Regions from separate parts of the Mus musculus genome. Here region 2 is linked to region 1. A link is a contact called in ENCODE Hi-C or POLR2A ChIA-PET data. All regions are on one chromosome and are shown on one strand. Each heading gives the region's core, a stretch centred on a gene start or an enhancer-like site at or near the end of the contact. The rest is flanking DNA. Distances are from core to core; before and after follow the strand shown.

Region 1 (6,045 bases), core at 1,633-4,132:
TAGAAAATTGTCTGAGCCTGGGTGGCCACCGTGCCCCTGTGGTCACCGTGGACTGGAGCACCGCCATGGACTGTGGGACGTGCCTCACAGCCTCCATGGATGGCAAGATCAAGCTGACTACCCTCCTAGCCCATAAGCTCTGATGTCGGGCCCGGCTGACACGGCACGGGAAGCAGAACCGTCTCTGGCAGAAGAGAGATGAGACGGGGGACAGGACAGGGCTCTGGTTCTGCACTGCCAGGGTGGTGGATCTTCAGGAAAGCCCCCAAGGGGGCTCAGTCGTCCTGACGAAGCCCCTGGAGCAGGAGATGTGGAGCAGGCTGCGTGTACTCCCTGGAGACTAGAACCGTGGCTATAGCGGAGCATGCTCCAGAGCACAGGACTGATGCTAAGGAAGGAGCCACAGTGGCCGGCGCACCCTGTTCGGTCCAAGAGGCATTGACTGTATTTTGTACATAATTGCTTATTTTTCTTATTTAAGGGGAAAAAAAAATCAGAGCAAGGTAATGCTCTTACAGTCACTTGGTGTCTCTTTCTGGACTATGTGAGTCGCCTGGCCCTGGTGATAGCCACAGCTCCCTGCCTTGGTTATTGGATGTCAGCTCTCACTAGCCTCAGCTGCCATGCCTTTCTGGCAGAATCCGGTTATAGTTGAGATGTACACCACAGTGCCCTCTTCTGGTCTCAAGCCGAGATCTGAGTGTCTTCTGCAGAACCTGAAAGCTGGGTAAGGTGCTGGCTAAGAGGCTTCTCAGGACAGCAGGCCTGAGATCTGGGCCCACCTCCAGCTCCTGCACCTTGGGGTCTTGTGGTCCCAGAACTCTCATTTGGTGGCTTCCTCCTCCTTCCATCGTGAAGTCTCTTAGCTTGAATAGTACCAGCTGCCTGCACCTCTGCCTGGCTCAGCTGCATCGGCTGTGCCTGTGCTCTGGTCTCTCACTTGGAAGGAGAGAAAAGCAGGAGTGTTGAGGCCTGGGCTCCCTTCTGGGATGGAAGGAAAAGTGGAAAGCGATATATAGGAAAACCCTATATATCATAGTTACTATTTATTATTGGTGTGCCTGTGTGTGTTGGGTGGGTGGGTGGGGGGTGGGGTGGGATATGCCACAACAAAGATCACAAGACAACTTGGTGTAGACTTAAGTTCTTTCTGTTCATCTTTATGTGTATTTGGGGGATCAAACTCAGGTGGGCAGGCTGCATGGCAAGTGGCTTTCCCCGCTGCGCCATCTCCTGCTCACGTGTTTACCCACGTCCACACTGACATGAAGGGGTCAGTCCGTTCTCTGCCGTGTCTCCACTCCGACTGACACACAGCCTCATCGTCTGCCTCACCCAGCTTTGTGGGCCTGGGTTCCGCCTGAGTCAGGAGCCCGTGATTTAATTTCCTCTGGTTTTCCTGTCTTATGGCGTGCTCTTTCTTCCAGCATGTTCCCCACAACTTGCTGAACCAGTGGTTTTAAGGCTCAGAGACAGAAAGAACATTCCAGAGCTTGTTCCTCCCCAACCCCTCCCAGGAAGAATGCATCCTTCAAAGCGCCTCTTTGGAACCCCTGAGGGCCTTAGTAGGGCTCTGTCCTTTGCTGTCCTTGAGTGAAGGTGTTGTGGGGCACAACCAAGAAGGCAGGTCACACTGCAAACCTTGAGTCACTCTTCTGGGGGCTGAGAACCTCGCCTGGCAGGTGCAAGTCTGCATTTCCCTCCCTGTGCCCTGGGGCCCTGTCTCTGCTGAGCCCCAAACCCATGCCCAGGAGCTCGGTGTGGGGTCTGGAAGTACAGTCACGATTACAGTGCCTGCTGACTAAATGAAGCTGACGGACACTTGTTACTATAGCCAATAAATTTATCTGCCAATTTAAAAATAATAAAACCCATGTGGACTCCAGCACAGGCAAGTCTCCTAGCTTGGTCTTTCCCTCCTGCTGCTGGGGTCTTTGCTGACAACAGGCTCTGTATGCAGCCACACAGGTCTTTAGCCTTATTTGCTGGGTGGCCATGGAGAAGTTTTAAGAGATGTGCAGGGTCGGGAGAGTTATTAAGAATCAAAGGAATCCAAGAATGGAAGGATGCCCTCTCACCCAGCATTAGGCTTGCTTGGCTCACATCAGATGAGGTAGAGGGCCCGCCCTATTTACAGTCAATGAATGCTACTTTCTTGACAGCTAGGGGCTGCCCTCCCAGAAAGGTGGCAGCCTGGCCTGGTTCAAGAGCAGCTAAAATGACTCTAGGGGTCATCTGTGGGATTGGAAGCCATTGGTTTATCCCATTAAGAGTTGGGGCCTTTAATTTCCTGGTCCGAGCTATCAGTTTAGGATTGAGGATTAGCATTAGGGAAAGGCTATGGAGAAACCGTGCTCAATAGGGGAGCTGTGGGTGCCCCAGTCCAGAGTGCGGTGTTGACCTGCTGTTGTAAATCGAACTTGGTCACTCTTGATTTCTCCGTTTGGGGGCAGACAGAATCAGATCTGAGGTTTCCTTTGCTCCAGCGCTCCAGAGAAGAACCTCCCCTGTGAGGGCCTCCTACTGTGTTTTTTTCAGTCGTCTTCCTTGGCTTTTTCCCCAACCACCCAGGTTGCCTTAAAATCATGCATGCGTTTAGCTGAAAGATTCCGGACACCTGGGAGCTAGCTTGGCGCCTCCTCCACTTCTGCAGAGGGAACCTTTCTTTGCTTCCCCTAGTTACTGACTCTGGCCGCTAAGAACCAACGGCTGCGCCTCCGTCACAACAGCTGACAGAAACAGGAGCCTGCGGATGTGACCCGCGGTCTGCAGGGGGCACCCGGGGCCCTAGCGGCCAGCCAGCGCCCGGGTCCGGAGCGCGCACGCCGGGAGCGCGCAGGAGCCGGAAGGGGCGGGCGGTGGGATGCGTGCGCGTCTCGCAGTTCTGAATCCCCGGAACCCACGGGAAGGACCGCAGCGCTGCCCTCCCCTCTTGCCCACGGTTCCATCCTGTCCCCAGGCCCCCGGCTCTGCGCCCTCTGCGGTAGGGAGGGAGTGGCGCGGCCAGCTCCGCGCTAGTGCAGCGACGTCCCGCGTGTGCCTTCTGGGTGAGATTTTCCAGGGACCCAACGGGCCCGACCCGATCAGCGCTGAGCTCCAGAAACCTTGCGGCGGGCAGGACCTGGCTGCTGGCTCGATGGTCGATATCCAGCTTTCTACGACTTTGTGCACGCTAATTCTTAACCACGTCTGTTTCTCGTCTATAAAATGGACATGATACACATGTACTGCCGGGTCTGACTCATTTCTGTACACTGTCACTCACTGGATGGTATTCCTCTTAATCGACTTCTGTTCTGTGGCTGGACAAGTTGTTTGGTTTAAATGAAGTTATAAACAGTCATTCTGGATGAGCCAAAATTGTCTACTGGTGTATGTTGGGGGCAGGGGGAGCACTGCCCATTGAAATGTGTGAATTAGAAAGCCTGGGGGATTTAGTAATTGATATGTTTTGTAAAATGTGGTATGGGAGGGAGGGAGGGGGTGCCTTAAGCGGGCCCAAGCTGAACCCCCTCCTACTCCCAGGTATCAGCCATATGATGGGTCTAGTATAAAAAGAAGTTTATTTGGGGACATGAGAAGGGGGGTTGAGAAGGGAGTAGAGGCAGAGAAAGAGGGGACAGAGAGGGACAGAAAGAGAGAGAGGGACAGAAAGAGAGAAAGGGAACAAAGAAGAGGGAACATGTGGAGAGAGAAGTGGGGAGGGGGGTTCAGAGAGCATGAGAGAGGCCAGATAGTCCTTTTATAGCAAGCCAGGTTTGTACCTGGCTGTTGCTAGGTAGTTGAGTGGAGCCTAGAAGGAACGTTAGCATGCTAACAGTAACCAAATCACAGTAGAGGTGAGAAGTTTGTGACATAGATGGAGATGGACGATTGGGCCAGAATCCCCTTTCTTCCTTCCTTTGGGCTGTAGAAATGACAGGAAAGCATTTCTTGTTGCTGCAACTGCCTGTGTGGGGCACAGAGCAGGGGAGGGGCTACAGATATCTGTCTGCAGGCCCCATGTCCTATCTGCTGCTAGTCCTCCATGTGACACAGTGTACATGGCTTGGCCTTCTGGGCTCTGCTCACCTCTGGGTCACCTCAGGTCTGCCCTACACTGACTAGTAATTACTGCTGGTAAGTTGGAAGAGCGTTGACTTACTAGAATCTACTGACTTGGTTCCTCCTTGTAGGCATTGAAGATCGGCACCCACTGGGGTCAGATGAGCCTGGTGTGACAAGAGAGTGTGAGTTTTGGTCCTGTTCTAGAGAAGCAAGCCATGGAAACCCTAAAATCCAAGACCAAAACGAGGGTCCTCCCCTCTTGGATGACAGCCCCTGTGGATGAGAGAAAGGTTGTATCAGTGAAGACAGCCACAAGGAAGCAGACAGCCGCCTGGGCCCAGAGAGTGGGGGCAGCAACAAGGTAGCTAGCTGGCCTGTCTGTCAGAGTGGGCGGGGCAATGAAATCCGTCCTTCCAGCAGAGCCCATCGCTCTCAGCTTGCCCCTCACAGAGAAGCACCACCACGTGAGTGTGTGCTGGTGAGCTCTGTCCTGCCGTCTAGCTGTTGATGCAGGCAGTGAGCTCTGCCTACAAACCATGCCTACACCCCAGGAACCAGTTGTTCAAAGTGCTTATCTCTTCTTCATTGGTGACAAAAGCAAGATCAATGGATCTGAAGTCTAGTCACCTGAGTGGTGCCTGTCTTTCCTGTACACAGGGCTTTTCAGTCAGTCAGTCAAGAAATCTGACATTGCAGAAGTGACGGGTGAATGCTGGTAGTCAGGGCGGGGAGAGCTTATCAAGTAGGAGGGAGGGAGCAGCCATTCTCTCAGAAACAGGGGCAGGAGGCTTTCAGGGCCACACTTGCTGGCTCTTTCCTGTTCCTTACGTAGTTGTCACAGCCCCAGTCACATTCATGTACAAACTGGGCTCTGGCCTGATGGCCTGTACTGGCTATGTCCTCTGTTTGCTTTTGAGACAGTGTCTCTCTCTGTAGCCTAGGCTAGCCTGGAACTTACTATTTAGGTCAGACTGGCCTGGAACTCACAGAGTTCCACCTGCCTCTGCCTCCCCAGTGCTGGGATTACTGTGTGCCACCACACTCAGCCGTCCACTGTGTGTTTCAAGGAGTAACAGTGGGAAGCCAGCCACTATCCCCACTCCCAGTTCTGTGTGAGGGAGTCCACGAAGGGAGGGTAGTCCTGTGCCCTGCCCCTGGACCACTAGGCTGAGGAAACTCTACAGCTCAGAGAATCAGTAACTCCCCCCCCCCCCCGGGGGTGCTTCCATTTCCTTCCTCCTTGTGAGTCCCTCTGCCCTCAGCTGTGGCTCTGCGTCTCTGTTTCAGAGCCCCAGCCACGGAGACCGTGTACTGCATGAATGAAGCTGAAATGGTAGACGTGGCACTGGGGATCCTGATTGAGGTAACATCTGTCCTGTCTCTTGTGTCTCCTATGCCTGGCGATTCCTCATGGGTAGGAACGAGCACAGGTCCCCCGCTCCTGGTAAGAGAGATGCTCTCAGGCTGCCTCAGGTCTCACGTCTTCTTCTTGCTTCCTCTTCTCAGCCAGGTTTCCCTCAGCCGCTTGCGTGTCGTGTGTCACGTGGGGTGAGCCTTTGAGACTAGCTGCACGGTTGGGATGTGGGTGTGAGGGGGAGCAGTCACTGTGGGGGAACCATACTGACGTGTATGTGAGGGGCACAGTGTTCACTTGAGTTTTTGGGAAGGCTACCAGTTGGGTAAGAGGACTCCTTTCCAGTGTGCCTGTCCTTAGCAGAAGGCTGTGGACGTTTCCTGGCTTCCTGAAGGCCTGAGAGCAGCTCTCCCATGTCATTGCATAGTTCTCGTGTTTTCCGTGTGCTTTAAAGCAGTGTATCGTCTTCCCAGTGCTCATGGTCACCCAGTCTGCACTGATCTGGGATACTGCTATCCCCAGGAAATCAAGGCTCTGTGGCCTGGGCTCCTGGTGTTCTCATGCCTCACCTTTCCAGCCATGTTTTTTTTTTTTTAGTTCGATCCTTTCTCCTTCTACTCTGCTGTTCCTCATATGTAGATCCC
Region 2 (6,305 bases), core at 1,198-3,697, 43 kb before region 1:
TGTGGTGAAAGACACCTGTCTCGATCCAACAAGCAAAACTAATGGAGAAGCCAACTGAACTAAATTAATTACTTTCTTTTATTTCCCTAGATTAAATAAAAATAAGTGATCTTATTTTTTTCTAGGTTTCAGAAAACTTTCAAAATTTTTAAGTATCTCTGAAAACCCCTTGCATGTGAGCCTTCTTATTAGCAAGTGGTAGGTAGAAAGGAGCAATATGCTGTACTTGGGCTTTCTTCCATTCCTTATGCTTATGATTGTGTAAAAATGATTATGATTATGTAAAAATCCAATATCACTATCAAACATGAAAGAGTTGTGGGTGATATAAATACACATGCTCTAGGAATCCCTGCTCTCTCTCTCTCTCTCTCTCTCCCTCTCTCTCTCTCTCTCTCTCACACACACACACCACACACACACACACACACACACACACACACACACACGGAGTCATGGGTGACCCACACACTCTCTAGAAGTCGTGAGTAAAACACATATCCTCTAGGAGTCGATGGTTGACCCTCTCCCCCACATTCTAGGAGTTGCAGGTGACCCACACAGGCTCTAGGAGTCGTGGGTGATCCACACACACATCCTCTAGGAGTAAGAGGTGACCCACACACATGCGCTCTAGGAGTCGCAGGTGACACACACATGCTCTATAAGTTCCGGGTGGCCCACACATCCTCTAGGAGTCACAAGTGACCCACGCATGTTCTAGGAGTCGTGGGTGACACACACATCCTCTAAGAGTTCCTGGTGGCCCAACACACACATCCTCTAGGGATTGCAGGTGACCCCCACACATTCTCTAGGAGTCCCAGGCACCCCACATATCCTCTAGGAGTCGCAGGTGACCAGCACACATCCTTTAGGAGTCACAAGTGATCCACACACATCCTCGAGGAGTCGGGGTGACCCCCCCCATACTCTAGGAGTCGCAGGTGACATACAGATCCTTTAGGAGCCGTAGGCAACTCCCACACATCATCTAGGAGTCGCTGGTGACCCCCACACGCATCCTCTAGGTGTCGCAAGTGACCCCCCCCCATTCTCTAGGAGTCTCAAGTGACCCGAAGGAGTCGCAAGTGACCCCCCCCCCACACACACACATCCTCTAGGAGTCGCGGGTGATGCACAGATCCTCTAGGAGTCGCTGGTGACCCCCGCCCCATCCTCTAGGAGCTGCAAGTGACCCACACATCCTCTAGGAGTCGCAAGTGAACCACACATCCTCTAGGAGTCGCAAGTGACCCACACATCCTCTAGGAGTCGCAAGTGACCCACACATGCATGCTCTAGGAGTCGAGGAGGACACACAGCACAGATCCTCTAGGAGTCGCAGGTGACTTCCCCCCTGACTCCGCTCTCCACTCCCTTCCCCCCCCCCCCGTTCTCTAGGAGTCTCAAGTGACCCACAAATGCTGTAGGGGTCGCAGCTGACCACCACACGTTTTCTAGGAGTCGCGGGTGATGCACGGATCCTCTAGGAGTCGCAGGTGACCCACACACATCCTCTAGGAGTAGCGGGTAACACCCCCTTCTCTAGGAGTCGTGGTTGATCCACAAGCACAATCTAGCAGTCACTGGTGACTTACACACTCTCTAGGAGTCCCGGGTAACCCCTACACACACGCTCTAGGAGTCCCGGGTGATCCCCACGCACGCTCTAGGAGTCCCGGGTGATCCCCACGCACGCTCTAGGAGTCCCGGGTGATCCCCACGCACGCTCTAGGAGTCCCGGGTGATCCCCACGCAAGCTCTAGGAGTCCCGGGTGATCCCCACGCACGCTCTAGGAGTCCCGGGTGATCCCCACGCACGCTCTAGGAGTCCCGGGTGATCCCCACGCAAGCTCTAGGAGTCCCGGGTGATCCCCACGCACGCTCTAGGAGTCCCGGGTGATCCCCACGCACGCTCTAGGAGTCCCGGGTGATCTCCACGCATGCTCTAGGAGTCCCGGGTGATCCCCACGCAAGCTCTAGGAGTCCCGGGTGATCCCCACGCACGCTCTAGGAGTCGCAGATGACCCTCACACAAGTTCAAGGAGTCACAGGTGATCCACACAGAAGCTCTAGGAGTCGCGGCTGACCCACACACTCTCTGGGAGTTACGGCGATACACATACACACTCTAGGAGTCGCGGCTGACCCTCCCCATACACTCTAGGAGTCACGGGTGACCCACACGCACTTAAGTCGCCGGTGACACACACACACACACACACACACACACATACACACAAACTTGTGCAAACAGATTAAATATCCACTGACAGGGCATGCATTCACAAGCACCCACTTTTACTCTCAGAACACAAACGGTAGGAGAGTACTTACCTTTAAGGCCACCACGGTGAACCATGCACCTTCGACACTTGTGGAACACGCAGGAAACTGCACGAAGCCCTGACGAGTCAGTCACTCACGACTGCCCGTCGCAGAATAAGAAGAGAGGCTCTTGCCTCAGGTAAAAAACTGACCTGGTACCCCAGGCTGCGAACCAATCACAGCCCTGTCACTGCCACCATGACCAATGGGGATGCATGGTGGGGCGCCAATGGGGAGCGTGGACATTGGTGAAAACATTGTAACAACTTGCCACAGGTTGCAAGAGGGTGTGGAAGGAGCAAGATGACCTTTTCACCCCATCCAGGCGGCTAGCGCCAGTTCTTACACCCCTCAACCAGGGCAATGCCACCTATAACTTTCTCTTGAGATATAGAGGAGCCATCTTCAAGGTCCCAGTAGCAGTCCCCTGTTTCAAGGAAAAGAAAGAGAAAAATGAAGATGTGAGAGGGAATAGGTACAAAATAGGAGAGGGGAATAGGGGATTCCCAACTAAAAAAGCAGAGAAGAGAACCTTAAAGGTGGACTTAAAATGCAGAGAAGAAAAGAGAGAGAGAGAGAGGATGTGTTGAGTTGTTTGTAGTAAGCAACAAGTTTTCTCCAGGTTGAGGGACTACAACTCATTTTCCGCCTCAAATCAGATGTGCTATTATCTTTAAACCACTTTTTTCCCTCGCATCTTGAGATATCTGCAATGGTCCTGACACCACCACATCAGTTTGGCACACTACGAGCGCCACCATATCAAACTGGCACACTAGGAGCGCACTCTTGTAGAGAAAGGAAAGCAAGCAAAAGCCCCTTGGAAGGGGAGAGGCTCAGCCTGTGAATAGGAGGGAGGGTGCCTCCTGCAGTCTGACCTGAGGTGAGCTGCTTCACCATCCTCGCCCCCGCCCCTCCACAGAGGTTAAACGGAGGTCACTTGAGGTAGCAGCTGCAGCCACGACTTTGGTAGCACCAGAAGTTGGATTCCAATCCGGGATCTACCTCACGGTGACTGTGACTGGCTAGAAAGGAGCCCCTTTCTAAAGTATGCAACAGGGTACCTTAAATTTGACTCTAGCGAGTCCTGGTGTCATCTTTCAAATGGTTTTGGTAGATTGTGGATTTTAAACAAAATGAAAACTGTTCAGTGGGAATGGTGGATCATAGCTGTAGTCGCAGCAATCAGGTAGCCCAGAAAGAAAAAAAAAATGAAGTTGGTGGCTAACCTGAGCTTAGAAATGAGGCTCTTGCTCCTGACAGAAAACAGATCTGATGCTTAAGGTACAGGAGTGGGGACCAGTGGGGACCCAGTTACCAGCTCCCCTCTAAACTATCAGGGATATGGCTGGCTAAAGGAGCTGGAGCTTTGTAAGACACTGTAGTGAATTGCCAGACCGATACAGAAAAGAGTGCTGAGGACAGGAATGGCAGCAGGGCCTCTCTCAAAGGCTTGTACCAGGTCCAAAGAGCAGCTACACCTTACCCCCTTGGAGGCAAGTTTTAAAAGTATCTTTTTACTTCCACGCTCTGCTTGGGTCATGACCTATCCCTTCTGACTCTCGGGCGGCCTTCGTTGTGGGTTTCCAGGTGGTCCCGGGCCTGCATCTATGGTCCTTCTCCTGGCTCTGCTTAAACCTCTGTACCTGCTGCTGGGGCTACTGGGTGCAGAACGGGTACTGAAACTGTGAACCTTTGTCTTGGAGAGCCTTGTCCTTGACCTGTGAGGAATGTGGAGGTTTGCAAACTTTGACCTCTGACAGGTCTCAGCCTTTAATTTAGTTGCCATTCCCCTGCCTACTTCACACACACACACACACACACACACACACACACACACACACACACACACACACACACATGCGTGCTTCCTTCCATACTTTGACTTCCACAGAAGAAATGTAACTCTTGCAGTAGCCTGGTTTCTTTATTGAAAAAGAGATCTTTAGGCAATTCCTCAGCATCAAGGCCAGTGGCTCTGCTCCTGAATGGTAGGGACTTCCAGGGGTCCTAACAATATCCATATGACCACTATCCTTTGAACTTCATCTCTGCTTCCATGTAACATAGCTCCTGCCCTACCCCCACCCTACAAGGGCTGGAGAGACAGCTCAGAGGCTAGGAGCTCAAATTGTTCTTCCAAAGGATAGGGAACCGAAGGTAGCTCACAACTGCCTGCAACTCCAACTCCAGGGGCGATCCAGTGCTCTGGCCTCTGCATGAAGCTTTAAAAGCCCACCCCCTCCCACGTATGCCCTGTGGCCTATGACCGCATCCCTGCATTGCTGAGCGCTGCCCTGAAATCCTGTGCTTCTTTCCTGGTTTCACCACCCTCCTACTTGATCCAGATACCACCTTCCTGTCAGGAAGGCTTTCAAGATCCCCGTTCTAGACTAACTCAGAGGGCTGCTTCGGTTCAATGTCCTTTGGTCCTGGTTTGTAAGAAAAATTAACATTTCTTCTCACAATTTCATGTGTATGGGTATTTTGCCTGAATTTATGTCTGGCAGATGCCAGAAGAGGGTATCAGATTCCCTGGACAATTGTGAGCCAACATGAAGGGGCCAGCAACTGAACCCAGGTCCTCTGCAAGAGCAGCAAGTGCTCTTAATAGCTGAGCCATCTTTCTCTGATTGGATTTTAGCCATTTCATCTGTTAAAGTGTGGAGGCCTAAAATTAGAGTTCTGGCTCGTGAGTGGATGGGTAAATAACCTTATAGATAGATAAATGGGCAAGTGAATGACTTACTAGGAGATGTGGCTCACATGATTATGAAGGCTGAGAAATCCCATGACAAGGGTGTTTCCCTGTTCAAGACCCTGGGGTGTCAATAGCATGGATTCAGTTCTGATCTAAAGACCTCTGAGCCAGAGGAGTCACTGAAGTAAATGTCAGTTCAAGGCGGGAGTGGTGGTGGTGGTGGTGTCTAAGAACTTGGGGAGACACTGGTGTAAGCTCTGGGGTCTAAAGGCTCGAGAGCCCAGGACTCTGAAGGCCAAATGCTGCAGGCAGGAGAGAGAGGGAGAAAAGGAGAGAAGGGGAGGGAGGGAGGGAGAGACAGAAGGATGGAGAAGGAGAGAGGGATGGCGGGGGAGTGAGAGTTTTCTCTTGTTTTATTTATTTGGGCCCTCAGTCAATTATGTAGTGTCCTACACTGAAGACAGTGCTATGTAAGGTTACTGTAAAAGTGCTCTGGGAGGCGTGTCCTCAGGCTGTGAAGTGACAGGAAGAGGATCCAGTGAACTTGACTTTGGGCTCTTTGCTCAAGAGGCCACTCTTAGGAAGGCTTGCAAGTGGGTTTCTCCCTTCCTCTCCCACCCAGTCCTCATTCCCCTCCTCTCCCCTTCTCTCCTCTTTTTCTTTCTTTGGCCTGGTGTGTGTGTGTGTATGTGTGTGTGTGTGTGTGTGTGTGTGTGTGTGTGTGTGTAGCTCAGGCTAGCCTCAAACTATAACATCATCTTCCTCAGCCTCCTGATGGCTGGGGATACAGTGTGCCAACATACCCGGCATTTCTATGTCTTCTCTCTCTCTCTCTCTCTCTCTCTCTCTCTCTCTCTCTTTCTCTCTCTCTCTCTCTAGGCTGGCAGCAAGATAGCTGCAGAGGGAGGTCCTGAAGGCACAGAGCAAGCTGGGGTGAGGTTGGGAACGTGGAGGCTGGATAACTCCTTTACATTCCCTCACATGAATTTGATAGATAGGGGCCACTGTCCCAGATCCTGATACAAGGGGACAGAAACTTTCTCGAGGATAAGCAGAGTGGCTCTTGACACAGTGGGCGGGGCGTGAAGAGCAGAACCTCAGGACTGGGACATTAAAGAGGGATTCCTGGAGAAGGAGTGAGAAGGGACATTGTGGGACACCCCTGCCCAGCTTCTTGCAGAGGCTGGGAGATAGGCTTGGTTCCCCGTGTGCTCCTACAGTTGGCTCTTGCAAAGGCCTCCCTAGTTATTAACTTAGGAGATGCGAGTTGTTT

The links. A loop is a pair of places that touch in the nucleus more often than their neighbours do. ChIA-PET counts read pairs that join two places held with the same protein, here RNA polymerase II (POLR2A).
Region 2: a map of heart shows a loop between it and region 1 (3-fold over the local background). The contact joins the promoter of Stra8 here to the promoter of Cyren in region 1. A Hi-C loop is called at or near these places in 14 of 37 maps with a recorded cell type or tissue (CH12.LX, Patski, adrenal gland and 4 more). POLR2A ChIA-PET finds 5 or more read pairs at or near these places in 4 of 5 experiments (Patski and embryonic stem cell).

Annotation. Positions count from the first base shown.
Region 1 is chr6:34,874,902-34,880,946 of GRCm38, reverse strand. Cyren (cell cycle regulator of NHEJ) reads left to right here and starts at 2,882. Exons shown (of 4, transcript NM_001135611.1): 1 at 2,882-3,047; 2 at 4,176-4,408; 3 at 5,335-5,410. The coding sequence starts at 4,263. Tmem140 (transmembrane protein 140) reads right to left here. Exons shown (of 2, transcript NM_197986.3): 2 at 6,001-6,045. Wdr91 (WD repeat domain 91) reads left to right here. Exons shown (of 15, transcript NM_001013366.1): 15 at 1-521. The coding sequence ends at 143.
Region 2 is chr6:34,917,090-34,923,394 of GRCm38, reverse strand. Stra8 (stimulated by retinoic acid gene 8) reads right to left here and starts at 2,447. Exons shown (of 9, transcript NM_009292.2): 1 at 2,341-2,447.